Linked DNA regions of Homo sapiens: regions 2, 3, 4, 5 and 6 are each linked to region 1. A link is a contact called in ENCODE Hi-C or POLR2A ChIA-PET data. All regions are on one chromosome and are shown on one strand. Each heading gives the region's core, a stretch centred on a gene start or an enhancer-like site at or near the end of the contact. The rest is flanking DNA. Distances are from core to core; before and after follow the strand shown.

Region 1 (5,073 bases), core at 1,095-3,594:
CTTTTTCTGAAACCAATTCCTCAGGCTTCTATGTCAATACTTAGGAAAACTGAGAGAAAATTACTTGCAGTTTCTCCGTCTAAGGGCTGCCCCCGCCAGAACTGCACAGAACAATTTCATATACTTTGACACTCTGGTTCTGCTGGATTAAATCCAACCTGGGGTTCGGAATGTTTCACAAGATGGGATACAAACTAAACTTGAATTTAACGAAAAATTCTGGGAACGGCTAGTGTCTTTTAAAATACAGATAGGTGTAACATTCCCTTTTGAAACTACAGATAAATTTGAGAATTGTCCTTCATTGGAGAGCATTATTACAGAGCTTAGAACATTTTGTTCCCAATATATTATAAGTGGAGTGTGGGGGTACCTGCGAGATTAACTGCACATTTTCCTAAGTTATCAAATGCTTTTCTGTGTCTGAGGAAATTAAAAGACATTTTTATTTTCAAAAATAAAGGTAGCAGTTAAGAAAAAGCAAAGCATACATATCTATGTAATATAAAAAGAGAAAGCACATACAGTGAAAGATTAACAGTTGGGACCCTCAGGTGAAGGGTATCTGCGTGTTCACTGCATGATTTTTTCCCCAATTCTTCTGTAGGTTTGGAGTTTTATATATAAAGAGTTGAGGGAAGGCTAAAGTCAACAGTTTTAATTTAGTACTCGGTCTGATGATTTGCTTCAACCTAACATCTAGCTCATGATTTAATTACTTCATTACTATACATGCCTCATGACAGATGCTCTTGTATACACAATTCAGGTAAAATTGACTTGAAGTCCACTCAGCGTCACTGTATGTCTAAAAATAAAGAAGCTTGGAAAGCCTGGATGGAACCCTGAGAGACAGGCTAGTCCCTCAAGCAGTTGCTAAAGAGTTGAGCGGTTTCTTCTGAAGTTCAAGATAACACTACCGAAGAATGTTATCACCGCCTCGTTCTACAATTCGCTCAAGTGAATCCTGCTAAATCTTTGCTCTTCTCACGAGTCAGACCTACTGCTATTAGTGGAAACTACTTATGAAATGAATTTTATTTCTAAATTTCTAATCATCTTGCAATGCAATATTAGGCATTGTCCTCTCGGTCCGCTAACCTGATCAAACTGGGGTCCCTAAATCCAAACACGCACATACAGCGTGTCTTCTAGTACACAAAAAAATTTCCAAGTAGACAACCCATTGTTATCTCCTTGGTTTACTTCCTTGCTTAAAAACAAAAAAACAAACCCAGATGGCTACCATATACGCTGATAAATGATTCTGGTGTGTGTTGTTCTATAAAGAGAGCGGATTTGAAATGAGTGAATCGCTGAGTCCCGCGATGAGACAGGGTCTGCATTTTGCTCTTAAAATCTCGGGGGCGTCAGGACCACATCCCAGCTGAGCAGGCTGAGACTGCTGAGGAGTGCGGACGGGCGAGGAGGGGACGCGGAAAGGAGGGAGCGGCGACAGGCGACCCGTCCGGCACGGGTCCCGGCGGTGCCCGGTCCCCCCGGGCTCCAGGCCGCTCGCCCCCCGCCCCTCCCCTTCGCTCCCCGCACAGCTCTCCCGCCCCTCCCCACCCGGCTCCCTCAAGTCTCCACGAACGGAAATGGGAGTCACAGCGCCGGGGACCAGCGGAAACAAAACACAGAGGCGGCCGCGGGGGGGCCCTTGTGGGGGAAAAGGCCCCGGAACGAGGCCGGCCCGCGAGGGCCCGCGCTCCCCTCCTCCCCGGCGGCCGCACTCACCCACTCCGGAATCGGCCCTGTCGCCCCCGCCCGCACTCCAGAGCCGGCTGAGAACGGCAGCGGCGAGGGCTCCACGTGCAGCGTCTCTCCGGGTAAGACCTGCAGCTCCCGCGACTAGAAGTGTGAGGTCCCAGGGCCCTTCCCGCGGAATCGGCGCTGAGAAGCCCCAACCCCCCTCCCGCCTCCCAGGCACCTTCGGGTCCAGGACTACAACTCCCGGCAGGGTGCGCAAAACGACCGCCCAAGGCAACGGAGGCTCACGAGGTACAAGGAAGCACAACGCCCCAATCCGCTTTGTTTTACACAGTCTCACTTTCCCTGCACCTTTATACACTTCGATAACCCTAACGAACAGGACGCTGACTCGGAGGGGAGCTTGAACTAGGGGAAAGGCCACTCAAAGAGCGCATGCGTACAGAGCAAGGTTTCAAGGAGGGGAAAAAGAACGGGTCAAATTAGGCGAAGAAAAGATGGCGGAGGCTGTGCCAGGGGACCCGGAAGCACTTACCCTCCACTTCCTCCTCCTGTTTGGCTTCTGTCTCACCTAGACCCGTCCGGTCGCAGACTGTCTCCGAGACGCTTCCTGTCCGGTGAGCGTCGACCGACTGAAACGGCGGCCCATAATGCATTGCGATGGCGGGTAGGCGTGTGGGGGCGGAGCCAGGGCCGGAAGTAGAGCGGAGGTGGTGGCGGCGGAGGCTTTGGCAGCTCGGGACTGAGTGCAAGGTGACTGGGAGGGTAGCTAGATCAGCGTGGCCTTTTGGGACTCCAGTTCTGGGTTTTTTCACGAGGCCTGGGCTGCCTCTCACCTTTACTAGGAGGAGAGAGCAGCTCTGTGTCCTGGGGACCTTCACGGCCTGGCCCGGGGTCACAGCTGACCTCTACGTTTGTAGACCTTGGAGTTTGCCGTAGACCCAGAAATAAGATCGATACCCTCTCTGAGGGCAAATCGGGGCGGCGCGGGGGGCAGGGAGGCCCGGGGGTCTCGGGCCCGCAGCCTGGCTGGGGCAACCCAAGGTCAGGCGCGCGGGAGAGATTTTCGGCCAGGCCTACCCGCCCCGGGCGCACGGGAGCGTCTAGGCTACTTAGGCAGAACGTGTACCATTAAGAGGGAAAAAATTAGTCATAATATTGAAAGTTTGCATCCCACCTAAAAACGATGGTGCTAACACTTCATTAGGCGACTTTATGGATTGTTCATAGGAATATGCACTGAAGAGGCAGCGAACCTACTAACCTTTGGCCGGTCAGTCATCACTATAAATAGAACCATGCTCCCACCCAGAACAAGGCCTCTGCTCAGACTAGTGTTTTCTTACTGTTGCCTTCCCCAGTCTTTCTGATCATGTCAGACGCTATCATATGCTCTCGTGGCACCCGATGGTACTGGAATAGAGAATTTATGTCAGGTGGTATTTCACAGCTATTTGTGTAATGACTATCTTCTGCGTTTTAGTGGACAATATGCATTCACTAATCAGTGAAAAAAAATGAAAGGGATTAAAGGAGAAGGAACAAGTTTTGATATGGGATTATGTGTTCGTTTTTTGGATGAGTTCGTAGGACTTATAAGGGAGATGAGAACTGTTGAATGCTGTGGATAGATTTGGGGCTCAGGATGAATACTAAAATTAGAAATGCGATTGGGGAATCATAGGCACTTACATGGTGGATAATTGAAACAATGAAAGTGGATTTTACCCGTGTTGCAGAAGGAGTAACATCTATGCAGTCAGACTTAGAGCAAATTAACTGTGAGAATACGTGCAGCTTAATCTTTCTTAGATACAGTTTTATCATCTGTAAAGCAGGGATAAGAACACTTTAACTCTTTGAGAGTATTGCTGTAAGGGTACAAGGAAAGGATATATATGGAAGTACTTTGCACAGTATCTAGGGCTAAGCAAATGTCGGGTGAACCTATTGCTGAATGTTAAGCATGTCCTTAGTTTGCCAGAAGGGAAAGTGGCATTGAATTGCACAATTTTTTTTTTTGCATATATGTGTTAAGTTAGATTTTGCTGTGTAACTTTGACCAGATACTTTTTTTTTGAGACAGAGTCTCGCTCTGTCGCCCAGGCTGGATTGCAGTGGCACGATCTCTGCTCACTCCAAGCTCCACTTTCCAGGTTTACGCCCTTCTGCCTCAGCCTCCGGAGTAGCTGGGACTACAGGTGCCCGCCACCACGCCTGGCTAATTTTTTGTATTTTTCAGTAGAGACCGGGTTTCACCGTGTTAGCCAGGATGGTCTCGATCTCCTGACCTCGTGATCTGCCCGCCTCGGCCTCCCAAAGTGCTGGGATTACAAGCGTGAGCCACCGCGCCCGACCACTTTGACCAGATACTTCTAATCCTCAGTTTCTGTGTGTTTAAACATAGGAATGATAATAAGTGGCACATGACCTTGTGAGGTCATTTGTTGTTTGCTTGTAGCCTTTTCTCAAGTATTTTTCCCTGATGGGGTATAAAAGTGATATGTTATGAATTCTTTAATTTCTTCAAACAGTTTGCTTTCATTCTGTCAGGTGAAGCATATTTTGTTGATTGCATTGATAGTAGGATTTCTTTTTTTTTTTTTTTTTTTTTTTTTTTGAGACAGAGTTTCACTCTTGTTGCCCAGGGTGGAGGAGTGCAGTGGCGCGATCTCGGCTCACCGCAACCTCCGCCTCCTGGGTTCAAGGAATCTCCTGCCTCAGCCTCCTGAGTAGCTGGGATTACAGGCATGTGCCACCACTCCCGGCTAATTTTGTATTTTTGGTAGAGACGGGGTTTCTCCATGTTGGTCAGGCTGATCTTGAATCCCTACCTCAGGTGATCCACCCACCTTGGCCTCCCAAAGTGCTGGGATTACAACAAAGTGCTGGGATTACAGGCGTGAGCCATCACGCCCGGCCTGATTGTAGGATTTCTTTCTTTCTTTTTTTTTTTTTTTGAGACAGGGTTTCACTCTGTAACACAGGCTGGAATGCAGTGGTGCAATCACAGCTCACTGCAGCTTCTACCTCCCAAGCTCAAGTGATCCTCCAGCCTCAGCCTCCCAAGTACCTGGGACTACAGGCACCCACCACCGCACTTGGCTATTTTTTTTTTTTCTGTAGAGATGGGGTCATACTGTGTTGCCCAGGCTGGTCTTGAATTCCTGGGCTTAAGTGATCCTCCTGCCTTGTTCTTCCAAAGTGCTGGGATTACAGGCATGATCCGCTGCACCTGGCTCATTGTAGATTTCTTTTGATAATTTTTACATGCCATTCCAGAGTTTGTCAACCTTGGCATTATTGACATTTTGACCAGATAATTCTTAGGGGTGGGAGGGCTGTTATTGTCGTTATAGTGTT
Region 2 (5,073 bases), core at 1,688-4,187, 8.0 Mb after region 1:
ACTTCAACCTCCTGTGTATCTGAGGCACCTCGCCCTGACTGGTAAAGCAAAGAAACTGGATAGGAGAAGGCCTGTGTTGAGGGCATCAATGGCTAACTGTCAGCAGGGACAACAGCCATTATCCCATATCCAGTGAGTACAACAGGTAAGTTCCTGACATTGGTGTTTGAATAGCCATTGCCTTGTGTACATTAGACTGTGATCCTAGTAGTTGATTACATCACCTTTGTTCCTGCGTGGTTTCCCAGCCTTCTGGGTGATCTCTCCCCATTGAATAAATTCCTTTATAGCCTAAGTCAACTAGTTGCTTTCTCTAGCTTGCAACTCAGAACTCTTGTTAAACCTAACCTCTTCCACTGGGTCTATGTCCTGTGTTCTACTCTGAGATCTTATGAAATTCATTTCCAGAGGTGAACTGCTAAGAGCCAATGCATATCTAAACTAACCCTCAGCCACATGGGCTGCCTTTTGAGTCAACTGAATCTGCTGGGAAGATTCTGAAGAGAAATTAAACCTCTTGGTAATGCAGATGTCAGTTTTCCTGTTAAGAATGTGCTTTAGGATGGGCACGTTGGCGCATGCCTATAATCCCAGCACTTTGGGAGGCCAAGGCCGGTAGATTGCTTAAGTCCAGGAGTTCAAGACCAGCCTGAGCGATGTAGCAAGACTCTGTATGTACAAAAAATATAAAAATTAGCCTGGCATGATGGCATAGGCCTGTAGTCCTGGCTACTTGGTGGGGCAGAGACTGAGGTGGGAGGATTGCTTGAGCCCAGGAGGTCAACGCTGCAGTGAGCCGTGATTGTGCCACTGCAGTCTAGCCTGAGTGACAGAGCAAGACTTTGTCTCAAAAAAAAAAAAAAAAAAAAAAAGAGAAAAAGGAAACCACTGCTCCAAACCATAAACTGCCCCAGAATTTACTTCCCAAAAGATGTGGTAATGCTACTTTCCTGCTAAGAGACCTTTCTAGATTATCACTGCCTACAAAACAAAAGCCAGTCCCCACAGTTTAGCATTTAAAGCCTTCACCATTTGGCATCCACTTATTTTCCATTCTAAATCTTTCGTCAATTTTCAGATTTCGTTATGTTGCCAGAAACTCTGCCAAGCCCTGTAAGTCTTTGGGTCTAAGGGATATAAAAGCCAACAAGACTCTGTTGGTCAACTGGAAAGTATTCTGCCAAGAGATTGAAAGAATAAGGATTGAATAATGTTCATTGTATTTAGCAACCAGAAATTCATGGAGTACAGTTTTAATGGACCTGTGGGAGCAAAAGTAGATCACAACAGATTGTAATATGGATGCAACGTAGTACCATGATTTGAATGTGTTCCCTGAAGTTCATGTGTTGGAAACTTAATCCCAAAAGCAACAGCATCGAGAGGTGGAGTCTACTAAGAGGTGATTAAGTCATGAAGACTCTACCCTCACGGATGAATTAATGTTATGGACGGAGTGGGTTAGTTATCATGAGAGTGCCTTTGTTATAAAAGCAAGTTCAGCCCCCTCTTGTTTGCTTGCTCACATCCTCTTGCTCTTTCCACCATGTTATCACACAGCATGAAGTCTTGCTACCTTGCCAGATGCTATCACCATGCCCTTGGACTTCCCAACCTCCAGGATTGTAAGCCAAATCAATAACTGTTTGTTATTAATTATCCATTCTGTAGTACTCTGTGATAGCAACATAAAATAGACTAAGACAGGTAGGATAGTGGATTTGAGGTATGATGTCTTTAAAATTTTATGAAGTGAAGTTGAGGTAAAGAGGATGTTGGGTCAAGGTTATTTTTTTAAGGTTGGGAAGTACTTGAACATGAATAAATACTAAGAGGACAGAGCCAGTAGAAAGGCTAACGATAGAGAGGTAGCAATAATCAAAGGAGCCCAGTTTGAAGACACAGAACAGAGTAGCACACCGAGAATGACTTGTCTTTGAAGAGGTTTAGGATTACCTCAGGTTTTGACACTAGAGAGAAGGTAAAACTACAGATGAAAGTATTTGAATCAGATTTGTTGGAGAGTAAGTTGAGAAAGTACTTAAATGGCTGCCTCTATTTTCTGTGAGAAAGACGAAAAAGATAATGGGTCAGAGATTCAAGGGAAGTGGTAAAGTGCTGAATAGTTACTACTTGAGGAATGAGAAGGGTCCTGACCATCAGAGGAGGGGTTTAGAAGAGGTGGAAATGAGGAACCATGACTCACCATTGGTTAAGGTTGCCTGAATTTGCTTTCTGATTTTGTTGCTGTAAAGAAGAGGTGCTTAGAAGAGTGAAAATGAGCAACCATGACCGTTTAGAAGAGGTGGAAATGAGGGACCATGACTCACCATTGGCTGAGGTTGTCGGAATTTGCATTTGGATTTTATTGCTGTAAAGAACAAGACGGAGTATTTTTGAAATGGGAGTAAACTAAACTGAAAGCACTACTGAAAATAGATTAGAATCTGAAACTGAGATAAATTTGTGGCTCAAAAAGAAAATTTACAAAAGCCAATAGATGAAATTTCTAGTGTGGGATAGATGAGAAATATGAAAAGCTACTGCAAATGGCATGTGGGAAAAATATGAATACTATAGTCTTTACTTCGTTTCTTCAAGCAATAATTTTATTTGTTCTCTCAGTATTTGGTGCGATGGCGAGGGTGGACTAAGACTCTGTTGTGAAAACCAAGCCCTTATAGGTCAGTTGGTATCAAGCTTCACCAGAGGGAAGTCAAGAAATCTTTAACCTAGAAGAGAAGAGGTTTATAAGAGGATGGTCAGTACAGTGTACAGAATGTGGAAGAAAACCATAGCATAGCTAACGCAAGAGTTTCAGATCTGTAACTTCAAAGCAAAGAAAAGGCAGTGTGAATACAGAAGGGCTATTCTAGAGGAAAGAGGCTACTGAACTGAAAAGTGATTAAGGCAGAAGAGGAAGTTGTAATGAGCAAGATGATTGCTAAACCGACATGCAGGAACTTCTCTTCTAATCTTCTGCCACAACTAAGCACCTCTTTACCTCTCTTAGCCTCTGTTTTCTCATCTGTAAAAAATGAAATTGAACTTTATGATCTTTAGGGGACCTTCTAGCTCTAACATTCTACAAGTATAATGAATTTTAAGAAACCTACAGTGGAAAATCTCCCAAGCCCCTCTATGAACAGCAGAACTGAGCTGAAAGGGCACAAAGAAAATGTGGTTTCATTTTAAGAGGAAACTGTGAGGTGCTGTTACAGCAAGCTATTTCTGTGATCACCTGTGACAAAAGAGAAAAGAGAGCTGTGTCAGCCTGGCTCCTATTATAAGCAGCTACACAATCCTCTGCATACTGTTTAAGAGCACCTATGTTGTAGAAAGAAAAAGAGGTCTATATATTTTGGCATCTTGTTACTCTGTCACATTCCATATCGGGGGAGCTATTGGGAGAGAATGTTCTCTTAGGAGTAACAGTGGGATAGTTCTCCCACACAATCAGAAGTTGGGTCACCTCCAGCACAGTTCCTAAAGGCTGGCTCCTGTGTGTGGAAAATGAGACACGTAAAGGCAATGTGGTAAGCTAGTTAATAGGATAGAATTTATTCATCAATAAAATTGTTCTTTGTTCTGAGAGTATGTCTTTCCTATGGGAATAGTAAATTTTTCTTTCTTTCATGAAGTGATGACAATAGATGGTAGATTTTCATTTTTGTTTATTTGTTTAGTTTTCAGTCCTTACTTGGTGGAATTAAAACCACAATCTTGTATTGGTCTATTAGTCAGGGTTCTCCAGAGAAACAAAACAAAGTATGTATATATGTGGAGAGAGAAAGATTGGTTTAATTCCCTAAACCAGCTCTGGGGGCTGGCAAGTCTGAAACCTGCAGGGCAGCCTGGATGGGTGGAAACTCCGAGAGTTGATGCTGCAGTCTTGAGTCTGAAGGCAGGTCAGAGGCAGAATTCCTTCCTCTTCAGGGGACCTCACTCTTTTCAGACCTTCGACTGATAGGACAAGGCCCACCCACATTACAGAGAGTAATCTGCTTTACTCAAAGCCTACTGATTTAAATGTTAATCATATCTAAAAACTACTTTCAAAGCAACACCTAGACTGGTTTTGACAAAACAACTGGGCATCATATTTTCCATTTTATTTCAATTTTATTTTAATACTCCATGAATTTAACAAGTCTGGAAACGATGAATCTGGCATTATTTTATCCAAACAGTTGTCTCTGAGCAGCACAATCCTAAATCCTCTACTTGGGTTATCACAATCTCCAAAGAAAGAAGTGCATGTAAGACGCCCTCACACTATTCTGAAGTTTTCCATGTGTTCTAAAAGGGCTTAGAGGAACAGCTTATTATTTTTTAGAATAATCCTTTGCGTAACAAAAATACAAGTTATTTCATTTGTGGTATTTTTTCCTCTTAATCTAGTGTTCAATCAGAAATTATTTGAAGACTGAGTGAGTGTCATACAAAAAGTAAAAGATTCAATGCCTCTAATAATTCAATATCCAATAATTTTAGATAAATTATTAAAGAGTGTTAGAATGTTGAACATTTGGTTTGTTCCTCTCTTATTCTCCTTGCTCCCTCCCTCTGTACCCCACAAACACCTATCCAGAAAGTCATCTTGTATAAGAGAAGGATCCTCCTGAATCCCATCTACCACCAACCCACAGCATATGTTTCCTTGAAAAAATTTAAATAGTCCCAGCTATTGGAAGAGCTCTAGTGTTCCCCAAGACTAACTGGGTAAATAACCAAGTTGCTGGCCATCTTGCTGTGGACAAGCTTGTTCCTTTTTGTCCTGATCAGATAGCTCTGAAACTAGAAAAGACAGCACCTGGGCCTCCTGCTAAGTTTCTCTTCACTGTTCCTGCCTACTGCTTCTCACAAAAGCCCCAGAAAAATGTGGGGACCCAGTGAACTGCTGTTGCCCTATAGAGACAATGGAGCACCTCCCTTGCTTAAAAGAAAATGCAGAGGGAGTTGAGCTAGTGACATGCAAAACCACATTTCCTTTGCTGCCTCCATCTCTTCTCATCTTCATACCTGTGTCAATAAAGTATGGGGAAATAGACTCACATCTTGCAGGACTACACT
Region 3 (5,073 bases), core at 912-3,411, 7.0 Mb before region 1:
CAAGACCCTTAATCAAATCTGTAAACCTAAATTAACATTCACAGACAAGGATCTCTTTTTGAAGTAGCGTTTTTTAGCCTCCCACAGGCTCTTCATTGCACAGTTTCAAGGGTTGAGTTGGTGTCAGCCTGTCTCTGTAGGCCCTTAGGATCTCACTAAGAAGTTTGTGTATGCCACTTAACCTATATTTTAAGTCACCCTATCCCAAAGACATTTCAAGGTCAGTGAAAATTTTTCCAACTATTGTCAAATGCTGTAACAAAAGTAGAAGTATAAATAGGAAAGAGGGACAAGAAAAAGAAGATAGAACCAATCAAGCCACTAGTCAAATTGCCTTTATGTTTTTCAAACTCTGGGCATGTGTCTTTTTCATGACTAAAATGAGATGTGGAAAAGCTGTGGCCTTCTAACAAATCTAGGAATAAGTCTTGCTACCCCCCAGTTTAATTTGAAGAAAGAAGCTGGAATTCCAACCCAGAACCCAGAAATTTTGACCTAAATCTCCTCAGTCCAAAATAAAAAGGAACCAGGAATATGCAGAACACTTGTTCGTAAAAGAGCTTAGTACCCATGCTTCCCACTATAAGAAAGGAAGCATTTCTAGTGTAGCCTTACAGACACACAGGCATGGTGGAAAGGATTTTGGGCTTTGGAGTAAGCAAGTTTGGTTTCAGTACCCAACTCCTCTTGAAACTGAATGATTTCAGTTGTCATAAAAGGTACCTCTCGGCCGGGCGCGATGGCTCACGCCTGTTATCCCAGCACTTTGGGAGGCCGAGGCGGGTGGATCACGAGGTCAGGAGATCGAGACCATCCTGGCTAACACGGTGAAACCCTGTCTCTACTAAAAATACAAAAATTAGCCGGGCGTGGTGGTGGGCACCTGTAATCCCAGCTACTCGGGAGGCTGAGGCAGGAGAACGGCGTGAACCCGGGAGGCGGAGCTTGCAGTGAGCCGAGATCGCGCCACTGCACTCTAGCCTGGGCGGACAGAGCGAGACTCCGTCTCAAAAAAAAAAAGGTACTTCTCAAGCAACACATTTGATATCAACAGTTTTTTCTGAGACAGTACTGACATAGAAATCCCCTCTAGTTCTTAGAACTAAATCCAAGAATCTTTGTGTTTCTCCTTCATGACTTGAAGTGGCTTCTTTTCTAATAAATTTAGTTCCGTGTCCTGAAACCAGGGTGGGTACAGCTTCTCTAAAATGGACGAAAAAATCAAGTCACATGACAGGGCCTGAAGAGGGAAATGATTTTTGCAACATAACCAAATTTAAATCCTGCTTTGGCTGTTGAAAACCAGAAGGAGAAGAGGTAAAGAAAAAGCAAACGCAAGTGGAGACAGTTTGAGTGCTGGGTTCTTCAGGTTTTCAATTTCTTTCTGCCCTGTTGGCTTTGACTTCATTCTCTTTCTTATTAGGTCTATTCAATGGAAGCAGAAATCTATGGGACACGCTGATATTAGCCAGGAAGCACCATTTGTTGAAAAATGAGGATGAGATAAAAGGGTTAGGTGCCTTTAGTTACTAAATTCCACGGTTGGCAAAAGCTATTCATCCGTCGGTGACAACCACAGCTGTCGTGGCCTCCCTACGGCCATGTTTTGTTGGACTCAGCCTTGAGATCCTGGTTTGTGACGTCCCACTCTCCATCGTATACACCTAAGCACTCTTCGATAGAACCCTGTGAGCTCCAGAACACACAAGAAAAGGCACCGAACAGAACTGTCCCAGAGCAGGCATTAGTTTTTCTTCTGCTACCTATCCAGACACTCAGACTAGGAACTCGGTGCCGTTTGCTGGGCTGTCGACACCATGGACAGCTCTTCAGGCGCCACCTGGTTGGCTCGGCGAGCCGACCGTCCCGAGCCCTTCCTCCTCTCCCGTCAGGCCCGTGGGGGCGGCGGGGTTGGTCCTGACGCCCAGCTTGGGGAGCAGCAATACGCAGCCCCCCAAGCTTTTCTCCGGAGTCCCTCCCCGGCGCTCACGCTCTGAAGAGCCCACGCAAAAGGACCAAGGAGGCCAGATCTTCCCTCTCCCTGCACCCCCGGCGGTGGGATCGCAGCTCTGCCTGGGGGCGGCCGCAGGAGGCAAAGGTAGCTGGAGACTGAGGCTGGGGCCGCCCGCGGGTGCCAGGCCCAGCCGGTCGGCGCAGAGTGGGCGTGGTCTCCCTCCTGATGCCCCGCCCCTTCCCTCGCGCGGGGCGGATCTTCCGCCCCCGGCCGCGGCGCAATGCGGAAGAGATGGGCCTGCTGGAGCGGAAGTGACGCTCCCGGCGGCTGTGGCGGCGGCTGCGGGAGAAGGAGGAGGAGGAGCCGGAGGAAGAGGTGAGCAAGCCGGCGGGGGGCGGGGAGCTGCTGCGGCCAGACCCACGGGCAGCCGGGCGGGCGGACGCCTCCAAGACCAGTCTCTGCCTCCGCAGCGTCAGCGGGAGCGGTGAGGGGCGACCGCGAGCAGCCGGGGTGCGGGAGGACGGGCGGGGTTGTGAGCAGACCACTGGTTGTGCGGGGTGCCGCGTCAGGCTGGGGGCTGTGGTGACAGCGGCTGTCAGCCCGCCCGCGGGAACGAACCGAATCCGCCTGGGCGCCGGGGTATCTCTTCTGGCGCATAAATGGAGGGTTTGGGCTGCTCGGCTCTTCCGTCTCTCCGAGAAGGAGCCGCTTTCCCGGGCAGTCGACTGCCCGGGACCCCCGAGGAGCCCCAGTCGGGTCGGTGCCCCGAGTCGTGACTCTTCCCGGGTGGCCATTCGTATTTATCGGCCCCGCCTGCCGTCCCCCCAGCCGGCGGTAGCCCGGGGCAGGAGAGGCGGCGGTAACCTGTGCCTTTTCCCTTGCCCTTCATCGCCACCCCCGGGAGAGCCTGTCGCGTGGGATAATCCTTTTCCTTCTCCTGCCCCCTAAGGAGCTTTGAACCAGCCTTGTCACCCTTCCCTCCCACCTCCGCTCCTTTCACCTCGAAGGAACTGCTTGAAGTTTCCAAATAGGTTCCCTTTCAACGTAGTGACAGATCTTGAAGCAGGAAGCTGATAAACAGCTCCGGACGAAATACGCTCAAAATTTTTCCTTTCAGTAAGCATAAATTAAACGGGAAACTCAACCAGACCGTTGATTGACTTACAGTGCTAAAACCTTGTCTTGCCTTGGTATGAGAATTGATAGCTTTTCCTCTTGCTTTTTGGTAAAATTAAGTGACGACTTATCTTTTGGAAAAAGCCATTTTCTCCCAGAGCTGTCTGTTTTTTCCCACCCCAACCCCCCATCAAAACCTGGCGGGGAGGGACTTTTGGATGCTTTGCAGTCCTTGCTGCAGAAGGAAACATCAGCTTCATTTGCTTTGCTTTGCTTGGTTTTCGCAGGGCTGCCTCCGAAGAAAGGAGAATGGCGTTCAGTAAAGGATTCCGGATCTATCACAAATTGGATCCCCCACCTTTCAGCCTCATAGTGGAAACTAGGCATAAGGAAGAATGTCTCATGTTCGAGTCTGGGGCTGTCGCTGTGCTCTGTAAGTCATCTGTTAGAGCCCAATTTGTCATGGTCTCTGTTTTGATTTGAAACAATTCAGATGCAACCATTTTTTAGAAAAGAGCCCGACAACCCTTTCACTGTATTTCCTCTAGCAGATTATGCTTGTATTTCCTTTTAATCAAACTTATTTTCCTGCAAACTTTTTGTTAACAGGTTTTTGTTGAGGGGGTGCAGGGAGATGCAGGTTTTGGTTGCAGGATTTTGCTTTCTTGGGTTCTGCTGCTGCTTCTAAAAGTAAATGTTTTTTCCAAAGAAATATTGTTTCAGTTTGTATCATGTATCACATAAACCCATACAGTGTCTTGCTTGACATATTTACTGGTAGGTCAGTTATAGTAGTAGGTATTATCTAATATTATCCAATATTGTTGGAGTATTTCTGTTATGGCCGTTGTGTTTTCATTAAGGGAATTGTAAACAACCTCTAGATTTTCATGTGAGATACATGATTGATTTTGTATTATTTTTAAAAGTATTTTGATAGTCTAATTTAAAGAAAAGGACTATTGTACCACAAGAAAAATAGATTAGTAATGTTTGAGTTATTTTAGGGGCAGATGGATGAAATTAAAATTAATTTGGATACTGGGTCTTTCTTAATGTAAGATATGCCAGGTGTGGGGGCTCACGCCTGTAGTCCCAGCACTTTGGGAGGCCAAGGGGGGCTGATCGCTTGAGGCGGGGAGTTTGAGACCAGTCTGGGCAGCGTGGTGAAACCCTTTCTGTACAAAAAATACAAAAAGTAGTTCGGCTCCGTCGTGTGCCCTTTAGTCCCCGCTACTTGGGAGGCTGAGGTGGGCGGATTGATTGAGTCTGGAAGGTCGAGACTGCAGTGAGCCTTGATCTCGCCACTGCGCTCCAGCTTGGGCAACACAGTGAGACCCTGTTTCAAAAATTAAAAAGAAAAAAAAGTATATGATTATATATACACATATATATGATTTAGGCAAATAATCCTAGTGTTGGGATTAGTTTAGTTACTGATTATATCTTTATAAATTAAAAATAGTGTTTGAAAGGCATACTTACAAATATAAGCCCTTAAATATCTTAAACTACTAAGCTTTCTCCAGCCTCAATAAATGAAGAGCATAAGACCTCACTCTTTGCATGTAGAATATTAATGTCAGTTAAAGTGTTAACTTGACTAAATAGTATAATTGCATCTTGATGGGGAAAAAGATAGTGACATAATGAAAAGTCTTAAGCAAAGAACAGTATATAAGAAATATATATTTGGTACATATATTTTTTGAATGAAGGAGAAGGGGCTCTAGGTCTTCCAAGAAATAAGTATAAATAATATTGGCTATACTCAATCAGTATGGACTTAATTGCTTCAAGTTGTTTTTTGTATTTAAACTATACCTTGGTACAGTATTAATTTCCATTGCATATATTTTTTACTACAAGTGGAATTCTTATACTGATGAATTCTGAATTAAAATATTGTGGGGGTTGGGTGGGGCGAATGTTTGTTTTTGTATGGGAAGCATTTTTCAGCTGCTTGTGTTTTTTGGTGACGTTACCTGACTTACTAATCTTGT
Region 4 (5,073 bases), core at 1,010-3,509, 6.9 Mb before region 1:
AGCAGCAATCAATGTGTGTATAAATCTGTAACTTCAACAAATGTAAAATGAAAATGCTAAGTGGTGGCTGGGCGCGATCGCTCACGCCTGTAATCTCAGCACTTTGGGAGGCTGAATCAGGCGGATCACCTGAGGTCGGGAGTTCAAGACCAGCCTGACCAATATGGAGAAACACTGTCTCTACTAAAAATACAAAAAAAAAAAAAAAAAAAAAAAATTGCCGGGCATGGTAGCGCATGCCTGTAATCCCAGCTACTTGGAAGGCTGAAACAGGAGAATCGCTTGAATACGGGAGGCAGAGGCTGCAGTGAGCCGAGATCATGCCATTACACTCCAGCCTGGGCAGCAAGAGTGAAACTCTGTTAAAAAAAAAAAAAAAAAAAAAAGAAAAGAAAAAAAGAGAAAATATTACTTCCATTATCGCAGGGGGTGCTCACCCCTGATGATATTGTTTTCTAATATCCAGGGAAGGAGAGTATGATATTACTCCCAATATCGCAGGGGGTGTACACTTTTTTGTGATATTGTGTCTAATATCCGGGGAAACAGAGGATGATATTACTCCCAATATCGCAGAGGGTGGACACCCCCCTGGGATATTGTTCCTAGTATCCCAACGGGGAGAGGATGATATTACTCCCCATATCGAAGGAAATGTACACCACCCCTGTGATATTGTTCCTGATATCCAGAGAGGAAAAGAATGATATTACTCCCAACAGCGAAGGAAATGTATACCCGCGCTGTGATATTTTTCCCAGTATCCGGGGGGGAGAGGATCATATTACTTCCAATATCGCAGGGTGTGTACACCCCCTCTGTTATCTTGTTGCTAACATCCAGGTTTGGGGAGGAAAACATTACTCCCAATATCACAGGGGGAGTACACCCCTCCGTGACCTTGTTAGTAATTTCCTGGGTGGAGAGGATGACATTACTCTCAATATCGCAGGGGTGTACACCCCACTGTGATATTTTTCTAAATATTCAGGGCGGGAGACGATAATATTACTCCCAATATCGCAGAAGGTGTACATTCCCTGACCATCAAACATAAGAAGTCCATCAACCTGTTTAGTTTTCTTTAGATCTGTATTTGAATTTGTGTTGTCCGTTTGTTTATTTATTATTTTTGAGACACAGTCTCACTCTGTCGCCAAGGCTGGAGGGTAGTGGCGCGATCTAGGCTCACTGCAACCTCCGCCTCCCGGGTTCAAGCAATTCTCCCACCTCAGGCTCCCTAGTAGCTGGAATTACTGGCACGCGCCACTACGTTCGGCTAATTTTTGTATTTTTAGTAGAGAAGGGGTTTCACCATGTTGGCCAGGCTGCTTTCGAACTCCTGACCTCAGGTGATCCGCCCTCCTCGGCCTCCCTAAGTGTTGGGATTACACGCGTGAGCCACCGCTCCTGGCCTGTCCATTTATTTTTGTTTTCTTTTTGTCACACTAAAATATAAGCTCCATGAGAGCAGTGACTCTGGATCTGTGGGGCCCGGAATAAACAGCGACTGACGCCGACTGCCTTCAGCAAGAGTCCGCTGGAGGATGGCTGGATATTTCTGGGAGGGTCGCTCTGGCAGGGGCCGCTGGAGCTACCCCAGCAACGCCATCCAAATCAACCTGAACGAAGAAGTGCGGACACTCGCCCTGGCCCCTCCGTCCTGAAAAGCTGACCCGCGCAAACAGCAGCGAACAGCAAGACTCAGTTCTGGGTCGCTGCCGCCGAACTTTCCCAGGCCGGAAACAGCGTGGAAACGTTGCCGGAAGTGGAGACTGAAAGCGGCGGAAGGGACGCTGGAATGTGGAGCGGTTGTGGGGCGGCAGCTGCGGAACTGCGCGATTGTGGTTCCCGCCGTATTTCCCGTTCCCCATCTAGTAACTCCCATCTCAGCCCACGTATCTCCCTGAGTGGAAATCTCGGGCCCCAGACCAGTCGATTGGGAGGTCCGCCCTCCCCTTCAGCGACTTGGTCTGTGTTTTGGCAGTTGCCGCGACAACAGTCACTTCCGGGAAGGGGCTCTGCGAATCTCCTTCCGTCGGTCCGCTCAGAATCAGCTGTCCTCTCAGACTGTGTGGGTGGTTTCCCCGGCCGCAGCTCCGTACGGGCTTGGATTGCTGGGCCTCGGTGCACCCCAGCCTCCCCCACTCGGGTTCTGAGCTTGAGCTGGCGGCTCTTTAACTCTGCTTCACTGTTGCTCTTGGCAACATCCACTTCCGGGAGCGAGTGCCGTTTCCCCCGCTCACCGCGGGCTAGGGAGCGTGGGATTCCGGACTGTGAGCGGCTGTTAGTGCGTCGCAGCTGCTGGCGATCCGGCGACCCTCGGCCGGCAGGACCCGCGGGCCACGCAGCCGGGGCCTTCTCAACGCCTCAGTACCTCGGCGGGACCGCCATGGTTCTGCTGCACGTGAAGCGGGGCGACGAGAGCCAGTTCCTGCTGCAGGCGCCTGGGAGTACCGAGCTGGAGGAGCTCACGGTGCAGGTGGCCCGGGTCTATAATGGGCGGCTCAAGGTGCAGCGCCTCTGCTCAGGTGCGGCTCGCGGGTGGGCCCATCCCGGACAGATCGAGAGACCGGCGTGGGATGGAGAAAGAGGGGCAGGGTGGGCCGAGGGGTCAGGTTTGTGAAGATTATTGAAGAGATTTGCAGCAGCCGGGGTTGAAACGGGACACTAGGGTTAACCGGAGATGAATAAGGAACCGGAGAAGATCCGGCCTGTCTGACACCCCGGGCTGGGAGGTGGGCCCAGGTGCCTCTCGGAGCCAGGATTTGGGGTGCTGCGAATAAGTGGAAATGGGCTGGGGAGGGAGGAGGGAGCCGAAAGGCCGGGCTGAACAGCAGACTTAGTGCAATTAATCACGTGTGAGGGGTGAGATGAGAACTAGGTGGGCTTTTAAAAGCTGAATTTACTATTTTTAGTCGCCCAATGTAAAGCAGCGAGCCACCTGGCTTTGGGACGGCCCCTTACAGTTGAGGAAGCCTTGGTGATCTTTCCCCGCCCTGGAAACGGCCTGTTGCGTTGCGGCGCCGTCTCCCTACCCCGCGCAGGTTCCAGGGCACCCGCTTTGCCGCAGAACTTTCCGGCGGTGGAAGGGCCCCCATCTGTGCTGTCCATTGGGCAGCTGCCGGCCACTTGTGGCCGTAGAGCATTTGGAATGTGGCTAGTGCGGCCAGGCAACCGAATTTTACATTTGCATTTTAATTAATTAAATATATATAAATATAAATAAATACCATATATATAGTATATATGAATATAAATAAATTATATATATGTATATATAAATATAAATAAATTATATATATATATATATATATGGTATGTGTGTGTGTGAGAGACAGGGTCTTACTGTTGCCCAGGCTGGAGTGCAGTGGCGCGATCTCTGCTCACTGCAACCTTCGCCTCCCGGGTTCAAGCTATTCTCCTGCCTCAGCCTCCCAAGTATCTGAGATTACAGGCGCCCACCACCACGCCCAGCTAATATTTGTATCTTTAGTGGACACGGGGTTTCATCATGTTGGCCAGGCTGGTCTCGAACGCCTGACCTCAGGTGATCCGCCTGCCTCCGCCTCCCAAAGTGCTAGGATTACAAGTGTGATCCATCGCGTCTGGGTCATTTTAATTTAAATAAATTTAAATCGCCAAGTGGAGCGAGTAGCTGCCGCATTAGACAGCATAGTTTTTGAACTTGACGGGATGATACTTCCTGATGTGGTCTAGGATATTACTGTTTATATAACTATCGTGTATATATAGAATATACAAACGTAACTATTTGCAATAAATAGTATATTCATTTATGTGATTTATTAAATTGCATGAATATGTGATTTATTATGAAATGTATTGATTACATTATATGAATATGTGAGTTTTGCACCGTGGAGAAATTCCTGAGGGTCATGGTTCTTTTCATGAAACTTATGTGTAGTTTCTTAATTGAGGTTCCAACACAAACTCAATATTAAATGTTATTTTTAAGTTAAAGCATTTGAGGAGAAAAGGAATTCATCTTCTTTTCCTATAACGTTATAAATTGGAAATGTGCTGAATGCTAAGAGTCACATTAGTGAACTGAAAATTCATGTATTTATTCTGCACCAGTGCTCAGCCTTCAGAAGACAAGGATGGGGCCGGGCGTGGTGGCTCACACGGGTAATCCTGACACTTTGAGAGGCTGAGGCGGGCGGATCACTTGAGCCTAGGAGTTCTAGACTAGCCTGGGCAACATGGTGAAACCCAGTCTCTACTAAAAATACAAAACGTGGTGACACATGCCTGTTGTCCCAGCTACTCGGGAGGCTGAGGCGTGAGAATCGCTTGAACCCGGGAGGCAATGCTGCAGTGAGCTGAGATCGCTGCAGTGAGCTGAGATCGCGCCACTGCACTCCTGCCTGGGTGACAGAGGGAGACCCTGTCTCAAAGAAAAAAAAGACAAGGATGAATAAGACCAGTACCATGCCCCCGTGTCAAAGGCCCAGGCCAGGTCTGGCACATAGCAAGTGGCATATAAATGTTTGTTCCATAAAATAGTGAGCCAGATGGGCAAGACCCCTGACTCTTTGGAGCTTACATTCCAATGGGGTATGAGGTGTTATGATTGTGATACTGTCTTTCACTTATTTTTAAGAAATGGAAGAATTAGCCGAACATGGCATATTTCTCCCTCCTAATATGCAAGGACTGACCGATGATCAGATTGAAGAATTGAAATTGAAGGATGAATGGGGTGAAAAATGCGTACCCAGCGGAGGTGCAGTGTTTAAAAAGGATGATATTGGACGAAGGAATGGGCAAGGTAAGTGAGGATTTCTCTTCTATGTGCATGCTTGATACAGGCATAAGTATGAAAACAGTTCCTTTTTTTTTTTTTGAGACGGATTCTTGCTCTAGCCCAGGCTGGAGTGCAGTGGCACAATCTCAGCTCACTGCCACCTCTGTCTTCCAGGTTCAAGCGATTCTCCTGCCTCCGCCTCTTGAGTAGCTGGGACTACAGGCATGTGCCACCACACCTGACTAATTTTTGTATTTTTAGTAGAGACGGGGTTTTGCCATGTTGGCCAGGCTGGTCTC
Region 5 (5,073 bases), core at 1,006-3,505, 6.7 Mb before region 1:
CTTTGTGTTATCCTTAGCTTGTTCTGTATTTAAGGTTATATGAGCCTCGTAAAAGATGTTGGGATACTTTATTTTTTATTTTGTGGAACTAACGGCACAAGGTGAGAATTATCTGTTTCTGAAAAGATTGTTAGAACTTAACTGAAAAATCATCTTCATGTTGGGAAAGTGCTATGGTTTGAACGTTTGTGTCCCCCTCAAATTCATTATGTTGAAACCCCATCCCAAGTGTGATATTTGGTTGTGGGAGGCCTTTTGTGAGGTGACTAGCTCATGAGGGTGGAGCCCTCAGATGTAATTAGTGAGTGTCTTTATAAAGTAGGCCCAATCAAGAAAGGTCGGGAGACAGAGAGTGAGGTATGTACAGGAAAAGTCCACATCTGAGCCACTTGAGCTCTGGGCAAAGAGTTTCAAAGAGAGGGAACAAGTACAAAAGCTCTCGGGCTTTTTTCCTCAGCTTAGAATGTCCTAGGAGCAGTACCACATAGTCTGCAACAAACCAGAATGCTCCTGGAGGCAAATAATACAAAGCTTTGATATGGAAAGACAAGTCACTATCCAGAGGTTGGTGAGCCTCATATCTGAACAAAGGGTTAACCCAGCATCAATGATTCATGGCATTAACTTAGTCTAAAACATCCAAATGCACTTCTGAGCCACACTTGCCATCCATACATCTCTGGCTAAGGCTGTAAATGGGCACTGCCAACTTCTGTTTCTTTGTTTTTAATTTGGGACTAGGATACACTGGGTGAGTCCTGGCTCCACCAGTTACTAGCTGGATAATCCTGGGAAGTTCCTCATGCTCTTTAATTGTTTGTAAAGCAAACCAGCACAGAGGGATGGTAATTTGCCCAAGGTCACACAGGCAGAAACTGAACTCAGGGCTTTTGACTGTTTCCTAACTCTTTCTGATAACTTTTTGGTTGGGACCACCATGGCAGAAAACAAAGTTGGTGGTTAGCGATTAACCAAAGAAGAGGACCAGTGTGGATAATCAGTCAGAATTAAGTCTGTATTCACTAATGAGTGTTGCCTTTTACAGATGACTTTTTGAGCATATTCCCCTCTCTTAACATTGCTGCATTAGCTCATATCTGCTAGGGGTGACACCCTCTCTCTGACCTGCCTACAACATAGACATCTCCACAGGCACAATCATCTTGTCGGGACAGAGGCTCAGCGTCAACACACGTGCTTTTTCTACTAGAAACTCTGAGACCCCAACAGGCCACAAAAGCCCACATCCTCAGATGTTCAAAACACATCTGCTTACAGAATATGAAACACAATTTTCTTAGACTAGAGGACAACCTGATGGAGAATTTCAGTAATCACCAAGTTACTTATCTAATGCGCTGGTTCATGATTTATTTGGACACATACCTAAGTATCGATGAAGTCGTATTAAAATATGTACCAGCCTGTTTTTACTTATTTTTACTTTCATTTTATTTCAGAGCATTTAATGCGGTTTACAAATCAATCACATCTTCCAAAAACACACTGTGTTGTTTTTCTCCTCAAAGCAGTTTTTCATACATTGCATCATTTTCTGTTCATAACAGTCCCAAGGACTGGATAGGGTCGGCTTTGCTGTCTCCATTTTAATGACAGGAACTTAGATGTGGAGGCCTTACGCTGTCCAGGAAGGGGTTTTACAGACGTTACTTCGTTTGGTCTTCTCCTCCCACCCTGCACGGCGCAAAGAGCCCATCAGTTTGCGGAAGTCTGGGGTGGAGGACAGTCTGGAGTGACAGGCTGCTACCAGACCAGTCGATCTGGTTCGGGCTGTGACATAAGCTAGGGGTCGAAGTCAGGGGCACCCGCACAGGCGGACCTGCCTGGCACCTAGCCAAGGCGAATCCACCTTCCCGGCCAGCCACCAGGGCCTTGAATTGGCAAAGTATCGAATCCTGTTGTGTGTGAAGCAAGCTCTTCATGCGACACCTTCAGGGCGACCTCGGGTCAAGAACTACTCATTGTGCTGCTTGGACGCGCCGGGGCCCGAGTCTTCGTGGATCGGCCAGGCCAGGAGTGAAAGGTCTGGGAGTTCTTCCGGCCAAGAGCACCCGAAGAGCCACTGGGATCAGAAATGCGCCCCGGTGGACCCCAAACCCTGCAGCCGGGGGCGGGGGGTGTCGTGGAGTGTCCGCTCGCCCCATGCCGTGACCGGGACAACCGGTACAGCAAACTCACATGGAGCCCCAAGACTCTGGATCCCCAAGACTCTGGATCCCTATCGCCCCGCCCCTTCTGCAGGCCACGCCCCTTCCGCCGGTCCCAGCCTCGCGCGGGTCGGCCCCTTCCGCCGGCCTTTCCCCGAGCCCCGCCTCTTCCGCCAGCCCCGCCTCTTCCGCCAGCCCCGCCTCTTCCTGCGCCATGTGGGCCTGAAGCGCGTGTCTGCTGTCTGTGCCAGTGCTCCTGCCGGGTCCCCTCAGGTGTGTCGTTTCCGTCGCGCTTCCGCCCTCTCGGCCATGGGGGTCCCCAAGAGGAAGGCCTCGGGCGGCCAGGACGGCGCGGCTTCCTCCGCGGGTGCAGCCAAGCGCGCCCGCAAAGAAGAGCTCACGGGCGTGCGGTTCAAGGCTCAGCTGAAGGACCCGCAGGGCCCCGGGCCAGGTGAGTCCGGGGCGGCAGGCGCAGGGTCGGGAGCACAGGCTGGCGAGGCGGCCTCCGTGTGCCGGGCACAGCCTCTCCTTTCTGCAGCTTTCGGGTCACATAGGCTCAGTGGCAAGCCTCTGGTTTGCAGAAAACTGAGGTTCAGGACTGCTGTGTACTTCCTTGCTCTGGACTGTCGGCGACAGCGAGAGGGCCCCGACTTGCTTGATTGGGACCGTTTCATGTTACAACACATTTATTTCCCTTGCCCAGGCAGCATCCCTCAGCGAGCTCTAAAACCTCTTTATTGCAGTTGTCAGGGAAGTAAATGAAGTGTCCTTCTCTATTGAGTCCTTACTGAGTCGGCTCAGGACGGTTCATGAGACAGTTTGCTACTCCTTGGGCCGTCAGCACCGTTTTCAATAGCTTCCATCCCCCAACACTCATACTGACTTGATGACTTGTAACAAGCTACTAGAAGCCACCACAGCTACTTGTCAGTTGACCAGGAATGGGCCAGTGACTGAGATGTAGCCGACTCTATAATTTAATTACACTTTTTGTAAAGTGTGACCACCCTTCGCGACTACTTGTAATCGTTTGGAAAGTAACATGGTTTGGGAAAAACGCAATTGAACGTGTTGCCATGTGGAAGCATTGCTCTAAAATAAAACAGTGGCAGTTTTTCTCCCAGGTTAAATAAACGATTAAATTAATGGCCAAAATATCTTCAACTTCCAATTTTTGTCCTCATTTTTTTTTTTAAACGACAGGGTCTTGCTCTGTTGCCCAGGCTGAAGTGCAGTGGCACTATCATAGCTCACTGCAGCCTTGAACTTCTGGGCTTAAGCTGTCCTCCCACCTCAGCCTCCCAAGTAGCTGAGATTGTAGGTGCACAACACCATGCCCAGCTATGTTTTTTTTTTTTTTTTTACTTTTTGTAGAGATGGAATCTCACTATGTTGTCCAGGCTGCCCTCGAACTCCCAGTCTCAAGCAATCTTCCCACCTTGTCTTCTCAAAGGGCTGGGAGTATAGGTATGAGCCACCACACCTGGCCTGTTTTTAAACTTTGATACCTATACCTGTACTTGCTAGTCACAGCTAGGAAGATGATACTTAGTTAGCATAGAGTTATTTATTTCCGAATTCATTAAGTATTACTAGAGGCTATTATTTGCTACGGTAGAGATAAAGTGATGAATAAAAATGTCAAAAAGCCTCTGCCATTGTGGGGTTTACAAACAGTCGAGTGGGGCAGGCAGATATTGGTCAGTAAAATCACATACATACAGTTTCAAGCACGAGTTTTCCAAAGGAGAGGTACATGGTGCCTGAGGGTGTTTAACAGACCTTGGATCTAATCTGGGAGCTCAAAGAAGGCTCCCCTGAGGAAGTGGCTTTTCTTTTCTTTTTTTTTTAATCATACTTTAAGTTTTAGGGTACATGTGCACAACGTGCCCCTTTGTTACATATGTATACATGTGCCATGTTGGTGTCCTGCACCCATTAACTCGTCATTTAACCTTAGGTATATCTCCTAATGCTGTCCCTCCCCCCTCCCCCCGACCCGACAACAGGCCCCGGTGTGTGATGTTCCCCTTCCTGTGTCCATGTGTTCTCATTGTTCAGTTCCCACCTATGAGTGAGAACATGCGGTGTTTGGTTTTTTGTCCTTGCGATAGTTTGCTGAGAATGATGGTTTCCAGCTTCATCCATGTCCCTACAAAGGACATGAACTCATCGTTTTTTATGGCTGCATAGTATTCCATGGTGTATATGTGCCACATTGTCTTAATCCAGTCTATCATTGTTGGACATTTGGGTTGGTTCCAAGTCTTTGCTATTGTGAATAGTGCCACAGTAAACGTACGTGTGCATGTGTCTTGATAGCAGTATGATTTATAATCCTTTGGGTATATACCCAGTAATGGGATGACTGGGTCAAATGGTATTTCTAGTTCTAGATCCCTGAGGAATCGCCACACTGACTTCCACAATGGTTGAACTAGTTTACAGTCCCACCAACAGTGTAAAAGTGTTCCCATTTCTCCACATCCTCTCCAGCACCTGTTGTTTCCTGACTTTTTAATGATCGCCATTCTAATTGGTGTGAGATGGTATCTCATTGTGGTTTTGATTTGCATTTCTCTGATGGATCTAATTAAACTAAAGAGCTTGTGCACAGCAAAAGAAACTACCATCAGAGTGAACAGGCGACCTACAGAATGGGAGAAAATTTTTGCAATCTACTCATCTGACAAAGGGCTAATATCCAGAATCTACAATGAACTCAAACAAATTTACAAGAAAAAAAAAAACCCCATCAAAAAGTGGGCAAAGGATATGAACAGACACTTCTCAAAAGAAGACATTTATGCAGCCAAAAGACACATGAAAAAATGCTCATCATCACTGGCCATCAGAGGAAGTGGCTTTTCAAAAGGATTGTAGGATGGGACAGGGACAGGAACCT
Region 6 (5,073 bases), core at 1,195-3,694, 5.8 Mb before region 1:
GTTGCCCAGGCTGGAGTGCAGTGGCGCAATCTCGGCTTACTGCAACCACTGCCTTCTGGGTTCAAGCAATTCTCCTGCCCTCAGCCTCCTGAGTAGCTGGGACCACAGGAGTACACCGCCATGCCCGGCTAATTTTTTGTATTTTTAGTAGAGACGGGGTTTCACCGTGTTGCCCAGGCTGGTCTCAAACTCCTGAGCTCAGGCAATCTGCCCATCTTGGCCTCCCAAAGTGCTAGGATTACAGGAGTGAGCCACCGCGCCTGGCCAGCACATTGTTAATATTAACTCATTCATCCTCGTACCAACTGTATGTGGTATGAAGCACTATTGTTATCTCATTTATATAAATGGGGAAACCGAGGCACGGAGGCCTGAAGTAACTTGCCCTAGGTAACAGCTAGAAAGGAACCGGGCCTGAAATTAGGCAGCCTCACTCCAGGGTCTGTTCTTTTAAGGATGGCCAGATGTACTTCTAAACTTCCTTAGGGAAAAACCCTCTACTCATTTTCAAATATATGTATTTCCCCTAGATGGTGGCTTGTAACAGGTAAAGAAATGGCTCTTTGTCCTGGGATGAAAAGCTTCTCAAGGGAATTATTCTCCATTCCAAGCTGTTGGCTGAAACGAGGCTGGTTTTGGAAGGGGTGTCTTTGGAAAATCTCTCAAACTTGACTCAAAAACCTCCCTGTAATACTGATCATGGAACCTGGTGGACGCATCCGTTCAAGAGCTACCATGCTACCCATTCTTCTCAAACTGATGTTTTAGAAGCACTTCAAATCCTTAAAGCTCTTGCCTATAATTATAGCTCCTCTATAATTCATGGATTCCATGTTTTTTCAGTGCCCCAAATGTGCCAAACACTGTGCTAGGACTGGGATCCAGCAGGGAAGATAGATAAGATTCCGGCTTCCATGGAAGGCTGCAGTGCAACAGGCAACTTCAGCCCCGTGTCATACAGGCCTGTGAGGGGAGCACAGGGGGTGGAAGCACTGGAAGTGGAAATGTGGCATCTAACCTTGACAGGGTACAGGAGGCTTCCCGGGGTCTGTAAGAGCAGTAGTTCAGCAATGCCTACTGCATGGATGCCTTGGCGGCCAAGCTGGGATCTGAAGAAGGGTAGGAATTAGTGAAGTGAAGGGAGGGGCTGGGGGTTGACGTGTTCTGGGGAAAGAAAAGAGACCCAGAGTTGGGAGCGCAAAATGAGATTTTTCTGCTTAGAAGGATCATTCTGCAAAGTGGAGAACAGATTTCAGGGGGCAAGGCCTGGGACAGAAGGACGATGGGAGCCCTTTACTGAGGTCCAGGTGAGACAGGATGGGAGGAATGGGTTTGGGAGGTTAACAAAAATGGATGGGAGAGGGTTAAGAAGAAGGAGGAATCAGGGATGACTTTCAATTTTCCGGTTTAGGTTTATCTTCCACAGCGTGGGCAATTCTTTTTGTTTTCAACAAGATCACCCCGGGAGCGCAGACCTTCCCAGCTCCCGGGGCGAACACGTGTGTATGGAATCAAGGTGTAAGGAACATACATCCCAGCCTTTGTTGTAAATGGGGAAGTCTAGAGCTCTTCAGGAGAGGAGGAAGCTCCGGCCTCGTGTAGGGAAAGGTTTCGCTCGAGGCTGTACCGCCAGCGTCTCCGTTTCCGCGTTCTCCACAACCTTGCGAGAGGTAAACTGCAACTGTAGTTTCCGGATTTTACAGAGGAGCCCAGGAGGTCTGCGTGAACCCTGCCCGAGTCACTTACTCTGCCCAGCAGGTAAGCGTAAGGCCCAAACCCCACGCTGTTATTCCAAGTTCGCTTGCTGGGCACGGTAAGTGAACCCTGGGAGTCCTGGACTCTGGTGAAGGCCACCATGCCCTACCTGGAGGCTGCTCAGGGTCTAACATCCTCTAGCATCCACGGGAAGGGATTGCGTTAGGATTTTTTTCTCTCGTAAAAAAGTTCCTGTCTCCCCCTAGAGCCAGGCACACGCCTCCCGCGCCAGACCACTTGTCCCAGGCACAACATTTTTTGACTCTTCGCCTCCCCCGTTTCGATCCCCCTTCCTCTCCGCCTTAGGTGGCAGGAAAATCCTTTACCTCCGACCAATCCCACCGATGCCGAGCCGCGCGCGCGCGCCAACTAGAGCTCCGTCTGTGCACGCCATTGGCCACCTCCACCTATGCGAGATGACAGGCAGCTTCGCGGACCTATCGCCGAGGGAGGCAGAGGCCTCCGGCCCTCCCAAAGCTGCTTTGTTAGGGGCTCCCTGGTCGTCCCCCGGCCCGCCGCGCCTCCGCTGCCTGCGGGCGATCTCCCCGGGCCGCGCTGACGGAGCCTCGCAGGAAGGCATCTCTGGAGCGCGCGCCGCCCGCGCCCCTCCAGCCGCGCGCTCCGAGCCTGGCTGCGGCGCGGATACCCGGCGTGCGCCCATAGTCGCTCTACAGCCCAACTCCGAACGCCCCGCTCCTGCATCCACCGCCTCGGATTGGCTGGCCGGAGGCGGAGCGATTGTCAGGCGGCCCAATCGGAGCTCGGTTTCCCACGGGCTCCCGCGGCCCGGCCCCCGAGGCCGCAGGCGGAGGGGCCCTGACAGCTCCGATTGGCAGACCACGAGCGGGTTCGAGCGCGGCCGGCAGAGCAGCGCCGCCGCCGTCGGGCGCGCAGCTCTGCAGCTCCGCGGACGCCTTGGCGCCCGCAGCCCCAGGGGCACGGCTGCCCCGCATCGTGCCCGGCCCCGTCGCGGAGATCCCGGACGACCGTCGCGGGTGAGTACCGCGGGCCTGGGGTGCGCGGGCGTCCGGCCGGAGCCGCCCCGGGAGACGGCGGCGAGGATGCCCGGAGCCTCGGTGCCCGTGCCGGGCACGTTCTGACCCCCGTCTCCCGCACACTGGGGCTCCCGGCGGGTCCTAGCTCCCCCCGATCGGGCTTTCCACGTATTGTTTTCGTGTTCACACACTTGGGAGGTGGGGAGATGCGGGGAGGAGAGGCAGGAGGAGGCATCCCTCGCGCGAAGGAGGGAGACGAGACCGTGCAGCCCAGGTGCCTTCGCTGGATGGAAATGACAGCGTCCGGACGTCGGCATTCGGTCCTCTCGGCAGCAGGAGGTCAGCGCTGACCTGCGGCGGCCGCGGCACTTTGTATTTTATCGGCTGATTTTTGTCAACTTCGGGGAGGGCGTGCTTGTGCATCCTTGTGTCTATGTTTGCGTCTCGGTCCCTGACTTAGGCACCTCCGGGCCTGGCTTTTCGGCGACGCGTCCTGGGCGCTCACCTTGGCGATCCGTGCCGCCCTCGGGGCCGGGCTCACCGGGCGGAAAGCCCGGGGGCCGGCGCACGGAGCTGGGGACCCGCGACGAACCCCCGGAGGGGGGCATTAAAAGCGGAATCCTGCGGGTGCGCAGACAATGCCTCATCCGGGCGGTCGGGTCCCGGGGACTGTGCCCTGGGTCCCCGCGCCCTATCCCGTCCCCGCCTCGCCCTCTCACCAGCTCTGCCGCTGCGATGCTGCTGCGCCGCGCCCCTCGCCACCCGGCTGGGGACCCGCGTGGGGCCCGCTTTTGTTTACAGACCTCGCCATTGGGCGAGAGCAGCGCGCCGTGCGCCCCCCAGCCCCGGCGGCTGCCGCTTGCCCCCTCGAAACCTGGAGAAGTTGTTGCGCGCTGTCAGGTGACGCCCCCTCCCCCCGGCCGCGGGGCGGGATGCTGCAGGGGAAAGATGCCGTCTCGGCGCCTTCGCGCCCAGCCCCCGCCGCGCACGGCGCCTCTAGGTCCCCTGCACCCGGGGGCGCCCGTGTCCCAGCCTGGGGTCCAGGCTGGCGGCCCTCGGGGCGCCGACTCGGCCACACTCACCCGGTTCCAGTCGTCGCGTCTCCTGGTCTTGCCCCCGGGTCAGCCCTGGTTGACTCGGAGCCTGCCTTTTCCCGCGCGCTGGCAGGTCTTGAAGGACGTGCGCGAGCCCTTGGGGACACTGTGCAGTCTGTGCCCGCCTCGGTGACACCCGCGCGGCCCCGCAGGGCAGCTGTGCCGCATCCCGAGTCAGAGCCGTCCGGATCGGGTTACCCATGCACGCTGACTTGGCGCATACTTTGAGTTGGAGCAGAGGTTTAGAGCCTGTGCGCTGAGGTCAAACAAACCCGGGTTCCAGTACCTGCTCGGTGTCACTCACAAGCTGGGTGATCCCGGCCGAGCTATTCTATCTTCCTGTGTCTCAGTTTGCGCATCTGTAAAGTGGGGATAAGGAATAACCTCTAGGGGGGCGGGGCTTAAACGACCATATAGATTAACCTCAAAGCACAGTGACAGCCACGTATGAAATATTAGAGTCCTGTTGATTCTGTGTTAGAGGAAATCTGTAATAGAGGATGGCCCCTTGTCGCTTTCCTTTTCTGCGTTCTTCACTCCCCCAGCCCCAATTTCTTTTTATTATAAAAGGCATGAAGGACTGCTGTTCTCAGCTTCAAACAGGACTTGTTTTACTTGGCCTTAGGTTTAATTAGATTTATCTAATCGCTTGCAGCCCTTTTAAAAATGTGTTTGAATTTCCATTAGGTTTTAGTTGTTTCTTCTTTCTTCTTCAAGATTCTGCTGGGACCCAGACCTGGGTTTGGAGAAGGAAAAACCCTTCCAGGTGGAAAGCAGTTGCCAGTGAACCAAGGACTGCTGTGGAAAGTGATTAAGTCCAGGAAGGAGGGAGGTTTGAACAAAGAGATGTCTGGAGGTTAGGAGGGAACACTTTCTAGGAGAGATGAAATTTAAGCTATGCCTTGTAGCTGAAGAAGTTTGGTAAATTGTTGGTTTCCAGCATATGCTTTTTTGTATCTCAAGGTAAAAAGCTGGGCTAGGGAGGGTGGATGCCTTTGCGTGGTAAACACCGACGTTGCTAAGTAATTATCTTTGAATAGAGGAGAAATAAAACTTAAGGAAGAGGCTGTTGACTAAGCAGGGAAGGTAGAAGAGAATCAATTTCATTGAATATCTTCAAAATGTTGTGAATGTGTTTTGAGTTGTTTTTCCTCCACTAGCTCTGCACTGCTACTTTTCTTTAGGCAAAAAGAGAAATCAGTTTCATATAGAAATAAACAACACAAAAT

What was found. Hi-C counts contacts between places; a loop is a spot of excess contacts on that map. ChIA-PET counts read pairs that join two places held with the same protein, here RNA polymerase II (POLR2A). Pooled maps may share reads with other maps.
Region 2: a pooled map shows a loop between it and region 1 (8-fold over the local background). The contact joins the enhancer-like site here to the promoter of GABPA in region 1. A Hi-C loop is called at or near these places in 4 of 50 pooled maps.
Region 3: a loop to region 1 is called in a map of ascending aorta, with 8 times the contacts of the local background. The contact joins the promoter of PAXBP1-AS1 here to the promoter of GABPA in region 1. A Hi-C loop is called at or near these places in 2 of 168 maps with a recorded cell type or tissue (ascending aorta and naive thymus-derived CD4-positive, alpha-beta T cell), 1 of 37 single-sample maps with no recorded cell type and 6 of 50 pooled maps. POLR2A ChIA-PET finds 5 or more read pairs at or near these places in 1 of 52 experiments (T-cell).
Region 4: a map of gastrocnemius medialis shows a loop between it and region 1 (10-fold over the local background). The contact joins the promoter of CFAP298-TCP10L here to the promoter of GABPA in region 1. A Hi-C loop is called at or near these places in 1 of 168 maps with a recorded cell type or tissue (gastrocnemius medialis), 1 of 37 single-sample maps with no recorded cell type and 10 of 50 pooled maps.
Region 5: a map of CD8-positive, alpha-beta T cell shows a loop between it and region 1 (9-fold over the local background). The contact joins the promoter of URB1-AS1 here to the promoter of GABPA in region 1. A Hi-C loop is called at or near these places in 1 of 168 maps with a recorded cell type or tissue (CD8-positive, alpha-beta T cell) and 6 of 50 pooled maps. POLR2A ChIA-PET finds 5 or more read pairs at or near these places in 1 of 52 experiments (K562).
Region 6: a loop to region 1 is called in a map of naive thymus-derived CD4-positive, alpha-beta T cell, with 7 times the contacts of the local background. The contact joins the promoter of TIAM1-AS1 here to the promoter of GABPA in region 1. A Hi-C loop is called at or near these places in 1 of 168 maps with a recorded cell type or tissue (naive thymus-derived CD4-positive, alpha-beta T cell) and 4 of 50 pooled maps. POLR2A ChIA-PET finds 5 or more read pairs at or near these places in 1 of 52 experiments (PC-3).

Annotation. Positions count from the first base shown.
Region 1 is chr21:25,732,243-25,737,315 of GRCh38, reverse strand. GABPA (GA binding protein transcription factor subunit alpha) reads right to left here and starts at 2,344. Exons shown (of 10, transcript NM_002040.4): 1 at 1,738-2,344. It overlaps ATP5PF (ATP synthase peripheral stalk subunit F6), which reads left to right and starts at 2,412. Exons shown (of 4, transcript NM_001003703.2): 1 at 2,412-2,463. RefSeq lists silencers at 1,351-1,560, 1,621-1,760, 2,701-2,800 and enhancers at 2,261-2,380, 2,401-2,510, 1,937-2,592, 2,911-2,990, 4,283-5,073.
Region 2 is chr21:17,782,100-17,787,172 of GRCh38, reverse strand. C21orf91-OT1 (C21orf91 overlapping transcript 1) reads left to right here. Exons shown (of 4, transcript NR_038871.1): 2 at 1-145; 3 at 1,561-1,625. The region is part of intron 2 of LOC124900465 (a long non-coding RNA gene); the gene reads right to left. Among named protein-coding and RNA genes, the nearest start is that of C21orf91-OT1, 7.9 kb to the left of the region's middle. RefSeq lists enhancers at 1,955-2,014, 2,425-2,514, 2,545-2,614, 4,583-4,632. Within about 2 kb of position 2,937, at least 7 of the 41 ENCODE cell types and tissues checked have a DNase peak (open chromatin) inside an H3K27ac peak, as active enhancers do.
Region 3 is chr21:32,725,202-32,730,274 of GRCh38, reverse strand. PAXBP1-AS1 (PAXBP1 antisense RNA 1) reads right to left here and starts at 2,161. Exons shown (of 4, transcript NR_038879.1): 1 at 1-2,161. SYNJ1 (synaptojanin 1) reads left to right here and starts at 2,262. Exons shown (of 33, transcript NM_203446.3): 1 at 2,262-2,329; 2 at 3,358-3,503. The coding sequence starts at 3,380. RefSeq lists enhancers at 2,055-2,555, 2,556-3,056 and a silencer at 2,091-2,590.
Region 4 is chr21:32,609,563-32,614,635 of GRCh38, reverse strand. It overlaps CFAP298-TCP10L (CFAP298-TCP10L readthrough), which reads left to right and starts at 2,259. Exons shown (of 12, transcript NR_146639.2): 1 at 2,259-2,531; 2 at 4,631-4,798. It overlaps CFAP298 (cilia and flagella associated protein 298), which reads left to right and starts at 2,259. Exons shown (of 7, transcript NM_021254.4): 1 at 2,259-2,531; 2 at 4,631-4,798. The coding sequence starts at 2,393. RefSeq lists enhancers at 2,018-2,127, 2,788-2,837.
Region 5 is chr21:32,390,315-32,395,387 of GRCh38, reverse strand. URB1-AS1 (URB1 antisense RNA 1 (head to head)) reads right to left here and starts at 2,255. Exons shown (of 1, transcript NR_026845.1): 1 at 1,428-2,255. URB1 (URB1 ribosome biogenesis factor) reads left to right here and starts at 2,376. Exons shown (of 39, transcript NM_014825.3): 1 at 2,376-2,619. The coding sequence starts at 2,478. RefSeq lists enhancers at 1,774-2,023, 1,546-2,327, 2,174-2,468, 2,328-3,110.
Region 6 is chr21:31,556,604-31,561,676 of GRCh38, reverse strand. TIAM1-AS1 (TIAM1 antisense RNA 1) reads right to left here and starts at 2,444. Exons shown (of 2, transcript NR_171013.1): 1 at 2,082-2,444; 2 at 1,190-1,660. It also overlaps a transcript of TIAM1 not described here. RefSeq lists a silencer at 2,096-2,725 and enhancers at 2,005-2,817, 3,631-4,444.